Regions from separate parts of the Homo sapiens genome. Here region 1 is linked to region 2. A link is a contact called in ENCODE Hi-C or POLR2A ChIA-PET data. All regions are on one chromosome and are shown on one strand. Each heading gives the region's core, a stretch centred on a gene start or an enhancer-like site at or near the end of the contact. The rest is flanking DNA. Distances are from core to core; before and after follow the strand shown. Region 1 has its middle 14 kb from the start of NUP160. Region 2 overlaps PTPRJ (protein tyrosine phosphatase receptor type J).

Region 1 (5,779 bases), core at 2,448-4,947, 250 kb before region 2:
CAAAAAAAAAAAAAAAAAAGAAAGGAGTACCTCAAAAAGAAAAAGTGATTTGCCCAGGCATTTAGTCAGGCAATTCTATTAGTTGTGTCTGAATCCATTCTTTAAACATTTTAAAATGCTTTTAGCTCCTAGCAACCATATCCAAAACAAAGGAAGCAAACCCTTGTATTTACCTACAGGAAATAGAAAGATGCAGGTCTGGCTGTTGATCACTGATTCCACCATGAGCCAGAAAATTTTACTTCATTTGGCCAAACCCCGGGACAGTTCAGTAGGGATTGCTGTTGACACAAATAGGGGTTCCAGTTCCCACTGTTAACTAACCACTTGGCCTTGGCAAGTCACTTCATTTCTCTGGGCCTCAGTTTCCTCATCTGTAAAATGAGGCCTCTGGGCTTCATGATCTCTTAGGTTTCCTGGTTCACAACTAGGAAAATGCTAAGATAAAGGTATAGGTATAAACATCTTTAAAAAGTCAGAAAAACATCTATAACATTTCAAAAGAACAATCTCTAGTGGATAAAAATATGTGTACAGTACAGTTGACTCAGCAATTTCACTCAGAGTTTTATCCTAAGGAAACAATCACAGATATGCTTCAAGATACAAGGATTGACGGGCGTGGTGGCTCATGCCTATAATCCCAGCACTTTGGGAGGCCAAGGCGGGTGGATCACCTGAGGTCAGGAGTTCGAGACTAGGCTGGCCAACATGGTGAAACCCTGTCTCTACTAAAAATACAAAAAAATTAGCCGGGTGTGGTGGCACGTGCCTGTGATCCCAGCTGCTCAGGAGGCTGAGGCAGGAGAATCGCTTAAACCTGGGAGGCGGAGGTTGCAATGAGCTGAAATCGCGCCACTACACTCCAGCCTGGGCAACAGAGCGAGACTCAAAAACAAACAAAAAACAAGGATGACTGTCACAGTGTTTGCTTTTTTTCCCAAAATAAACATTTAATTTTAGAATAGGTTTAGATTTACAAAGAAATTGTAAAGGTAGTACAGAGATTTCCCGTATACTCCATCTATTCTCTCTCCCCAGCTCCCCTATTGTTAACAGTTTATGTTAGTATTGTCAGAGGCGTTCGAAACAGAGCGACTCCATTTTGAGTGAGGGCTGGAAAAATGAGGCCAGGACTTGCTGAGCTACATTCTCAGAAAGTTAGGCATTCCTAACCTCTAGATGTTTACGGCTAAGGGGACAAATTAATAATGCTTACTGAACAGACCCAGACTTGGGAGTGTCCAGATATCCCGATATCTGGAGAACAAAGGCATTCCTAATTTTGCTTTAAAGATAATAATATTGATTTTTGAAAAATATAGTAATTAAAAAAACTTAATCCTTTATCACAAACCCTTGTAGCAGAGCACATCTCCCCATATATACAAGCTTTGTACCTAGGGTGGATGCGTTCCTCCTCTTACTTTTGGGAACATCCTACTCTGTCTATGGAGTAGCTGTCCTTTCACCACTTTACTTTCCTAATACACTTGTTTTTGCTTTGCACTGCGGACTCACCCTGAAGTCTTTCTTGTGTGAGATCCAAGAACCCTCTCTTGGGGTCTGGATCGGGACCCCTTTCCTATCTGTAACAGTATGAAACATTGGTCACAACTAATGAACCAATACATATATATATATATTTTTGAGACAGAGTCTCGCTCTGTCACCCAGGCTGGAGTGCAGTGGCCTGATCTCGGCTCAGTGCAATCTCCACCTCCCTGATTCAAGCAATTCTCCTGCCTCAGTCTCCAGAATAGCTGGGATTACAGATGCCTGCCACCATGCCTGGCTAGTTTTTGTATTTTTAGTAGAGATGGGGTTTCACCATTTTGGCCAGGCTGGTCTTGAATTCTTGACCTCAAGTGATCTGCCCACCTCAGCTTCCCAAGGTGCTGGGATTACAGGCATGAGCCACCATGCCCAAACTAATAAACCAATATTGATACAGTATTATTAACTAAAATCCATACTTTTTTTCCCCCAATTTTAAGAGACAAGGTCTCATTCTGTCGCTCAGACTGGAGTGCAGTGGCATGATCATAGCTCACTGCAGCCTCAATCTCCCAGGCTCAAGTGATCCTCCCGCCTCAGCCTCCTGGGTAGCTGGGACTACAGGCACATGCCACCATGCCTGGCTAATTTTTAAATGTTTTGTAGAGATGGAATCTCTCTATGTTGCCCAAGCTAGTCAGGAATTCCCCTTGACAGTTTTGAGAAGTACTGAACAAGTATTTTGTAGAATGTCTTTTGTCTGATTTTTCTCTTAAAAAATCATGATTAGATTAGGGTTATGAGAGGAAGACCACAGAGGTAAAGTGCCATTCTTGTCCCAGCACAGCAGCAGGGGTACATGCTGTCTGCGTGACTTTTCGCTGATTATGTTAAGCTTAGTCACTTAGCTGAGGTAGTGTTTGCCAGATTTCACTGAGCTTTTTTTTTTTTGAGGCGGAGTCTCACTCAGTCTGTCACCCAGGCTGGAGTGCAGTGGTGCGATCTCAGCTCACTGCAACCTCTGCCTCCTGGGTTCCAGCGATTCTTCTGCCTCAACGTCCTGAGTAGCTGGGATTAAAGGTGTGTGCCACCACACCTGGCTAATTTTTGTATTTTTAGTAGAGACAGGGTTTCACCATGTTGGCCAGGCTGGTCTCGAACTCCTGACCTTGTGATCCGCCTGCCTCGGCCTCCCAAAGTGCTGGGATTACAGGTTTGAGCCACGGCGCCCAGCCTCACTGTGCTATTTTTTTAAAATAAAAAAAGTTCTCAAGCAAACTATAGGTCAATAGAGGACTTTAAACTCCATGGGGGCAAGATCTTTGCCTGCTTTGCTCACCACTGTGTATCCAGTGCTGAGCACATTTCTGACAAATAGTAGGTGTTAATTAGAATTTGTTGAAAGAGGGTCAGGCATGGTGGCTCACGCCTGTAATCCCAGCACTTTAAGAGGCCGAGGCGGGTGGATCACCTGAGGTTAAGAGTTTGAGACCAGTTGGCCAACATGGTGAAACCCCGTCTCTACTAAAAGTACAAAAATTAGCTGGGCGTGGTGGTGCATGCCTGTAATCCCAGCTACTTGGGAGGCTGAGGCAGGAGAATCGCTTGAACCTAGGAGGCAGAAGTTGCAGTGAGTCGAGATCATGCCACTACACTCCAGCATGGGCCACAGAGCGAGACTCGTCTCAAAAAAAAATAAAAGAATTTGTTGAATGAAAAAGTGGGAAGATAAATAAATTAACTTCTCCAATATGATGGAATACTGGCAATTATCATAAACATTTGATGATGTGAAAAAATGTAAAGTATTTATTGCTCAGTGAACAAAACAATTAGAAAACAATTTCTATACATTCAGTTTTCTATGAAGTGTGTTTGTGTGTGCAGAAAAATAACTAGAAGAATGTTGTCAACATGTTAACAGTGGTCGTTGGTTATTGCTGGGTGGGAAGGGAATGGGGATTTTTATTTTTTTCTTTGTTCCATATTTTTAAAAATTGTCACAATAAAAAGGAATTACTTTTTGAATCAGAAAAAGGAATAAAAATGGAGAAAAGTTTTAAACTTCAAAAAGATTCCCGAGCAAGGAAAACAGATATTCCAATACAATACTCAGCAACCACGTTATTTAGCCATGTATTAGTATCTGTGAAGGAACTGAAATCAGTGGTGCAGTGCAGAGAGGGTGTTGTCCTCAAAGTTCTGCAGTTTCTAGGAAACAGGGTACACTAGGCACCATCTGTTTCTGATTTAGAGCATTAGAGTTACAAGATCATAAGCCGTATCTTTGTTACTCTCATAACAAATTGTTTAAAGTTAAAAAAAAAGAGTAAAGAGCAAAACCAAATGCACAGGATGCCAGAGTGAATGGCATTATTGTATCATTTGCTTTCTCTTCCCAGGGGCTTTGCATTTTAAAAACACATGTTGTGGTTTTTCTGTGATTATCTTTCCACTTCCTGTGTTGTATCTCCTTACTGTAAATATCCTTTTGTATAGTCATGCTTTTTTCCCCTTGCGTCTTACATGTGTGTCTTTCTTAATATTCACTTTCTCCAGTCTTCTACTGTTTATTTTCCCTAATACTAATTTGTATGAGTCCATTGGTATTTTTATTCTCCAACAAGATTTTTTTAGAACCCTGGTTTCAAATCCTAGTCCCATCTTTTATTAACTGTATGGTCTGGGGGAAATTGCATAATTTCTCTGAATGTTTCCCGCTGAAAATAAGGACAATATTAGGTAACCAATGGGAGTATTGCAAGGATTAAATGAGTTTAATATAAATACATAGAGGATCTAGCCTAGGGATGGGCACAAACATGGCACTTAACCCTTGGTATCTTTTCCTTCCTTCTCTCCTTCTGTGTATCCTCTAATACTATGTCTCGAGTTATCTTTCTAAAACACCAACACATACTAAAGGGTCAAGTCTAACCTTAGCAGGTTTTCAGGGTCCTCCTCAAATAAGCCCCAACCCATCTTTGTGGTCTTACTACCTTCTGGGCACATTCCTTATACACATTACTCTCCAACCACACAAATTACTAGCTGTTGCCTAAATATATGTTACTGTTTCTTCTCTCCCTGACTTTGCAAGTGCCATTTTCTGTGTCTGCAAGTCTTTCCTGCTCCTATCTGACAAACTCCTTTGCAAAGCCTTCTCTGACAGCTTGAGGCCCCCATGCTTCCCTCTGACCATAGTAATTTGTTCAAATCTTTACGAATACAATTCCTTATTCAAGTGTCTGTATCATTCACTCACGTATTCGACAAATACTTACCCAGCTGCTACTATGTGCCAGGCAAATTCTGGTGGGAGTGCAAATTCTGGTGGAATTGTGAGATTCCATAAAGGCAGGGGTCCTGTCCTGTCTTGGTGTTTAGCACTGGCGAAAAGCAAGCACTCAGTATTTGTTTGTTGAATGTTGAATAAAATGAGAGCTTTTTTCTTCAATAGTCAAACTGAAAATTATAATGCTACCAAACACTTCCTCAAAGATAAAGGGCACATTTTCTTTTACATGTAACATATTATTGTGTTTATTAACACTTCCAGGGGGCTCAGAAATATTCCTTTGCTTCAAATGTTCTCCATCTGGAAGAGTTTAGCTAATTAAACCAAAGACTACAGATGAGTTGGCCCAATTTATCTCCAGGATGAAATCCTTTTTTTCCTCCAGAGAATTCCTCAGATAAATATCAAGGGTCAATGTTACTTTTAGTAACATACAGTTTTTGAAAGTCTTAAAAATGTTTTAAATTTCTAAATTCGGTTTAAAAATACTTTTGAAAATCTTATTTTTAGTTTAAATTTACCAGTGAACTTTAGTCTACACAAAAGCATTTGTTTTGACTCGAAATGATGCCAAATCACCAACTGGTGAATAAATTGGTAATTAATCTACAAAAGGGAAGTTAGAAAAAAATTCTTTCTCTTCCCCTCCGCCTTTTTTTTTTTTTTTTGGTAAGTTTAGATCCCTGTTAGCGATGATATTCTGTGCAGATTGAAAGCTGACTCAGAGAAAGCTATTATTATCCTTCCTTTTTCAGGGTTTAAAGTTTTCATTATTAACATTTGCCGACATTTTTTAGCTTTCATTCTCGTCCTTACCCTGTTCCCTTCTCCATTCCCTTCTAATGTGTAGAAACATGTGAGCCCTGTTTTCTTGGATTCATTTGGATCTCCCTTTGTGCACTTAACAGGACAATTATGAAAATTCATGTGCTGATTACATGCTGATTTTTTTGAGCTTCAGAATGAAAACACTGTAGGCCAGTC
Region 2 (5,936 bases), core at 2,624-5,123:
AGGGAGAGGCAACCAGGTATATGGATGAAGGAGTAGGGCCTGGCTGTCACCACTGGTGTTCACAAAAGGCTCCCGTTTAAGTCCTCTTATATTCCAAATGAGGGGTTATAGGTCGAGTCAGGGCGTTGCTCTAACAGAAGCAAAACCAAAAATACACGGCCGTAGATACAACCCTGTTCTGGTACTTCCTAATTTTGTGTGTACATGTGTGCACCTGGAGCTTCAAGAAATGAAAATGGAAATGGCCTGAGTGTTTCTCAGCCCTAGGATGAGGCTGTTTCTGTGATTTAGGGCTGGAGGTTATGAAGACTTGGTTTACAATATGCACAGTACAGAAGCGGGGAAGTCAAGGTGTGCTGGGCAAGGAAACATCTTTATGTGACCCACAAAGAGTGAAGCAGAGGGAAGAACCAGAAGTTATTCTGGTTTGCAGACTGGGAGACAGGTTTAATGACACAGTCATGTCAGAGAGAGGGGAAGAGGAGAATACGTAGGGGGTCTGTTTTGATGTGTATGTACATGTAGGATTTTCATGTAGAGGAGTTGGGGAAAATTTTAGAAGTTTTAGGTGTAAATGCAGCTGGTAAGATCCTTATGACTTAGTTTCTTTTTTTTCTTCTTTTCTTTTCTTTCTTTCTTTCTTTTTTTTTTTTTTTTTTTTTTTAAGACAGAGTCTCACTCTGTTGCCCAGGCTGGAGTGCAGTGGCGCGATCTCAGCTCACTGCAACCTCCGTCTCCCCAGTTCAAGCAATTCTCCTGCCTCAGCCTCCCAGAGTGCTGGGATTACAGGTGCATGCAACCACACCTGGCTAATTTTTGTATTTTTAGTAGAGTTGGGGTTTCACCATGTTGGCCAGGCTGGTCTGGAACTCCTGACCTCAGGTGATCCACCTGCCTTGGCCTCACAAAGTGCTGGGATTACAAGTGTGAGCCACTGCTCCCGGCCTTAGTTTTTGAGTGGGAAGAATCTAGTGTTCAGAGTGGACCACTGATGTCATAGCTGCAGGTTTGGCTGAATTGGGATGGTGCAGAAAGCCGTGTTAACCATTTCTTTTTCTCTGAGGCCTGGAGGAGGATCCTTGTGACTGGAACCACAGTTGGGACTGGCAGTGGTTTTTCCTGCTGGCAAGGAAAAAAAAAAAGAGAAAAGAAAGAGTTCGACTTATCAGCACAAAGAAAGGAGGATGTGAAACTAGAACCATCTCTAGGGCAGTTCTAGCAATGAACAAGGCTGGAAGGCTCACCGGCGAGGGGTTTCCCCTCAGGAAAGGGGACAGAGAAGCTTCCACCTCCTGGGTAGCATTGGGTGTTCCTGGGCACATCTGGGTGACTAACGGGTTTTCTGCCACACAACTGGGGTATATAGGGAAGTCTTTGGCCAGAACTGTGGGCCGTACTGCATTCTTCCCGTGTCTGTCACTGCTGAGTCGTGAGCTTGATCTCTTTTCTTAGTGTTTGCTCCTTTTGTCCAGCTATGGGGGCCAGCAGAAGCTTTGGGTCATCTGTACCAGTGACTTTGCTGTGAAGATGTAAGGGAGAGTGGTTGAGGTCAAGATCTGGGTTCTGGTTCTTGTGCCTCCTCTCTGGCTGTGTGTCCTTCAACAAGCTGCTTACTGTCTCTGGGCCTCCGTGCCCTCTGCAACTGGGTTGTTGGTCTATTTAAATACTTGGAGAAAAAAGCTGGGCATGGTGGCTCATGCCTGTAATCCCAGCACTTTGGGAAGCCAAGGTGGGAGGATTGCTTGAGCCCAGGAGCTTCTGACCAATCTGGGCAACAAAGTGAGATGCTGTCCCCATACAGAAATAAAAAAATTAGCTGGGCATGGTGGTGCATGCCTGTAGTCCCAGCTACTTGGGAGGCTTAGGTGAGAGGATCGCTTGAGCATGTGGGATCAAGGATGCAGTGAGCTGTGATTGCACCACTGCACTCCAGCCTGTGACAGAGTGAGACCTTGTCTCTTAAGAAAAAAGTTATTCAAAAAATACTTTGGAAAACAATGCTGGGGAGAGTATGAGCTTCAGATTGCACATTGGTTTCTATCAGGAGGATCTGAGCCTCGGTGGTGTTACCTGTAAAATGGGGATAAAAATACCTCACAGGGTTGCAGTGAAGATGTAAGGATGATGATGATGACAACAGCAGCTCAAATAGATCATTTAACTTAATTCTCGCCAAAGCAAGGCAGGTACAAAGATCATCCTGTTGGCAGATACAGACAGGGAGGGACAGAGAGGTTAATTAAGCAAGCTACCTGCCCGCAGTTACATGGCCAGAAGCAGTGGCACTGAACGACTTCCTTCAGGCGGTCTGAGTCCAGGTCTCAGCTCTTAGCCATCACTCCATGGTTCTGTGCTGAGACAAGGGATGTAGAAAGCCCAGCACAGTGTCTGTTACATAGTAGGTGCTTAGTAAGTTAGAGTTCCTTTTTATCCTCAGAATGCGTTTGCAAGTATAGCCTCCCACAGTGCTTTTACTTTAATCTTTCCCCTTACTGGGCAAAAAAATGTTTGCTGCCCTGTGCGACTTGCCTAGCTATTGACTTCTCTTTTTTCTGCCTCTCTCCTATGATCCATCCTAGACTGTGGATTGAGGCTCAGCCTAGATTAAAGGGCAGGGGCTGGAGGAGGAAGATGAGCTGAAAAAGGGTAGGCCTGAGGCGCGAAGGAGTTGATGGTAGGGTGGAAGGTGGGAATGGGAAGTTTGAGAATTGGAGGACCTGGGGGCAAGACTTTCCCCCTCTGGGCTCGTTCTTTCCTTCCTGTGCCGTTTATTGAGTGCCTACTGGGTCCACCATTCTAGGCATGGGGCACAGACAAGATCTCTGTTCTCATGGAGCACACAGTGTGGTTGGAGGAGTCAGTGATGGACAGAGAGTGAGGGGTGTTGGTTTCCATGGCTGCTCGGAGAAGGACTTGCTGAGGAGGTGGCGTTTTGGGCAGGCCATGAAAAGGTCTGGGCAGAGTGTGTTTGTGGGAGGGAATAAATATGTAAAGGCTCTAGGGGAGAATCAGTTTCGAGAATGTGAGGGGGCAGTGAGACCAGAGGGGCTAGTGGGCTGTGGCTGAGTTTGAATTTTATTCTAAGTGTCATGGAAAGTAGGAGGACGGTTTTTTCCACCAGGGTCCTTTTTGATTATTTTATTCTTCGTGACGATCCTACTTAAAAAAAAAAATCTTATTCACCAAAAAGGTGTGTTTGTGAAACAATAGAGTGTACAACCTTGAATCACTTTAGATTTTTAAAGTATAGGGAAACAATTATGGATCACAATGAATATCCTTGAGGGCTGCTCCCCTCCCCAGCTGACACTGTCAGCTAAACCTTTAAGGCCTCTTGTGTGTCAAGCATTAATTCTTCCCAAAGCTGCTTGACATGTGATTAAAAATTTTTACTGCCACCTACTGATGGAAAGAAGAAGATGAATTTTTGTACAATGAAAATCCCAAACACAGTGGATTTCTGGTTTCCACTGTGCTGTCAGGACTGGGAAATGGGTCTGGGGAAGGGGTGTGCTGGGCTTGGTATCCCCCCCACCCAACCCCCTTTTTTTGGCCCTGACAATCTGGTCTCTGCTTCTGTGTCCTTCTGCTTCAGCTCATCGCACAGTGGGTGGAGGGAGGTGCTGACCTGGGGAGTTGCTCCGGGGAGAGGGCTGGAGGTGGGGGGATGTGTCTGGGGAGAAACACTGGGCACTGGGAGTCAGCAGCCGCCAGCCCCCACATAACCCAGTTAATCCTTTGTAATTGACCCCGAGGTTGCAATGATTCCCTGTGTTTAATGTCCCAAGACGGCCTAACCCTGACCAGCAGACCTTTGCTTAATGTGCTTCTTACCACCCCACCCCCATTATTAAATCCTCAACTGCTTTATTTCTGATTTGCATTTTCCATGGCTGAATGAATCTGCTGACTTCCGTTTTCTTTTTCTGTTTCAGATCCTGTGCGCAGGTGGCAGTGAGTACCCTTTTCCTCTCTATTCTTGTGTTGTTCGCTACTGCCCCCTAATGGACACACAGCAACATTAACAGCAATGTGAAATGCTAATTTATTAAAACCTGCTCGGTTTCCAATTTTTCTTTTTCTTTTTCTTTTCTTTTTTTTTGAGTTGGAGCCTCGCTCTGTAGCCCAGGCTGGAGTGCAGTGGTGCCATCTCGGCTCACTGCAACCTCCGCCTCCCGGGTTCAAGTGATTCTCCTGCCTCAGCCTAGCAAGTAGCTGGGATTACAGGCACGTGCCACCATGTCCGGCTAATTTTTTGTATTTTTAGTAGAGACGGGGCTTCCCCATGTTGGTCTTGAACTCCTGACCTCAGGTGATCCGCCCGCCTTGGCCTCCCAAAGCGCTGGGATTACAGGCGCGAGCCACCACGCCCGGCCCCAATTTTTCTTTAGAAGTAGGAGTGAGGGTGGAAACAACAAATGAAAGAAAAAATTTTAATTAATTGTGCAATCATGATGAAAATTTATATTTTCTGTAATTTTTTTCTAGCCTCATCTGTGGGCGATTTAACTTAGTTGAAATTGTAATACATTATTTGTATATTGTTTATGTGCTGTTATCCTTTAAGTATTTTCTTGTGTTGCTACATTGCCCTTTTGTTGCTACATTGCTACATTTAAAGAATGGGGTGGAAGATCGTCATAACCTTTGGAAAATGAGACCTGGACTCCCGCATGTTTTGCTTTCATGCACAGGGCTGAGTCCCAACTGCTGACAGTGCTGGTTCATTCCCTGGTAATAAAATGAGAAAAATAAGGATATGACTAGAAGTTTTTTAAGGAAGCTTAAATATATTCAGTTGAAAGCACCATCCATCCCTGGATTATGTCCTTACTAATTTTTTGGTCATAAAACATTTCTATAAGAATTGAAGGCCGGGCCTGGTGGCTCATGCCTGTAATCCCAGCACTTTGGGAGGCTGAGGCAGGTGGATCACCTGAATTCAGGAGTTCGAGAACAGCTTGGCCAACATGGTGAAACACCATCTGTACTAAAAATACCAAAAAAATTAGCCAGGTGTGGTGGCATGCACCTGTAATCCCAGCTACTTGGGAGGCTGAGGCAGGAGAATCGCTTGAGCCTGAGAGGTGGAGGCTGCAGTGAGCCGAGATCACTCCATTGCACTCCAGCCTGGGCAACAAGAGTGAAACTCCATCTCAAAAAAAAAAAAAAAAAAAAAAAATTAAAAATAATAGTAGTTGGTAGTTTTTTAAAAAATGTACCTTTTAGGAAAAAAAAAAAAAACCATGGTTTTTGTTTCTCCCCAAAATTTGGGAACTTTTTTTTTCCTGATTGGTAAAATCTCAGTTTGTGAGATAAAATAATTAGATTGTACTCATGGAAGCATATATGGGCAGATCTTGCTGAAATCTTCTAATAAAGCAAATCTCAATTAATAATGGTAATTAGAGCCTGTGCAAACAATGGGAAGAGTACTGCCGTTGGTTTTTCTTCCTGTTAATTAGTTTAATAAATAAACTGGTGGGTACCTTGTACAGGCTTGAATCACTGCTGCAGAAGAACACTTCTATTCAAACATCTACCGTAGGTAGTAGAATTGCGGGAAACAGAAATCATGAGCTATTTTAACTGAAAGGATTTACCCTGGGAAGTGAGAGTTTACAGAGTCATTGGAAGGGCCGCTGTATTAGTTTGCCAGGGCTGCTGTAATAAGATCAAGGTCTTGGGGGTTAGGACTTCAACATATGAATTTGGGGGTGGCGGAGCACAAGTCAGCTCATAACAGCTGGGGAGGAGGCTTTAGGCCTGGCCCTGAGAAATTACTCCCAGACTAAGGCTGCAGAACTGACCCCCTAGAGAGTCACCACCTTGGTCATAGACAGCAAGCAGAGAGGGAGGAATCAGGAAGTCCCTGCTGTAGTTGCTGGATCCAGCGGTGAATGTTCTGAGCTGTGATCCTGGGATCAGGAAGCTGC

What was found. Hi-C counts contacts between places; a loop is a spot of excess contacts on that map. ChIA-PET counts read pairs that join two places held with the same protein, here RNA polymerase II (POLR2A). Pooled maps may share reads with other maps.
Region 1: a map of A673 shows a loop between it and region 2 (4-fold over the local background). The contact joins two enhancer-like sites. A Hi-C loop is called at or near these places in 26 of 168 maps with a recorded cell type or tissue (A673, B cell, CD4-positive, alpha-beta T cell and 18 more), 37 of 37 single-sample maps with no recorded cell type and 27 of 50 pooled maps. POLR2A ChIA-PET finds 5 or more read pairs at or near these places in 9 of 52 experiments (A673, GM12878, OCI-LY7 and 6 more).

The regions. Positions count from the first base shown.
Region 1 is chr11:47,859,599-47,865,377 of GRCh38, forward strand. No RefSeq gene overlaps it. Among named protein-coding and RNA genes, the nearest start is that of NUP160, 14 kb to the left of the region's middle. RefSeq lists enhancers at 2,127-2,196, 3,582-3,631. Within about 2 kb of position 3,698, at least 4 of the 41 ENCODE cell types and tissues checked have a DNase peak (open chromatin) inside an H3K27ac peak, as active enhancers do; they include A673, B cell, CD8-positive, alpha-beta T cell and 1 more, where a contact is called at or near this core.
Region 2 is chr11:48,106,123-48,112,058 of GRCh38, forward strand. It overlaps PTPRJ (protein tyrosine phosphatase receptor type J), which reads left to right. Exons shown (of 25, transcript NM_002843.4): 2 at 3,936-3,954. Among named protein-coding and RNA genes, the nearest start is that of MIR3161, 12 kb to the left of the region's middle. Within about 2 kb of position 3,874, at least 18 of the 41 ENCODE cell types and tissues checked have a DNase peak (open chromatin) inside an H3K27ac peak, as active enhancers do; they include A673, B cell, CD8-positive, alpha-beta T cell and 1 more, where a contact is called at or near this core.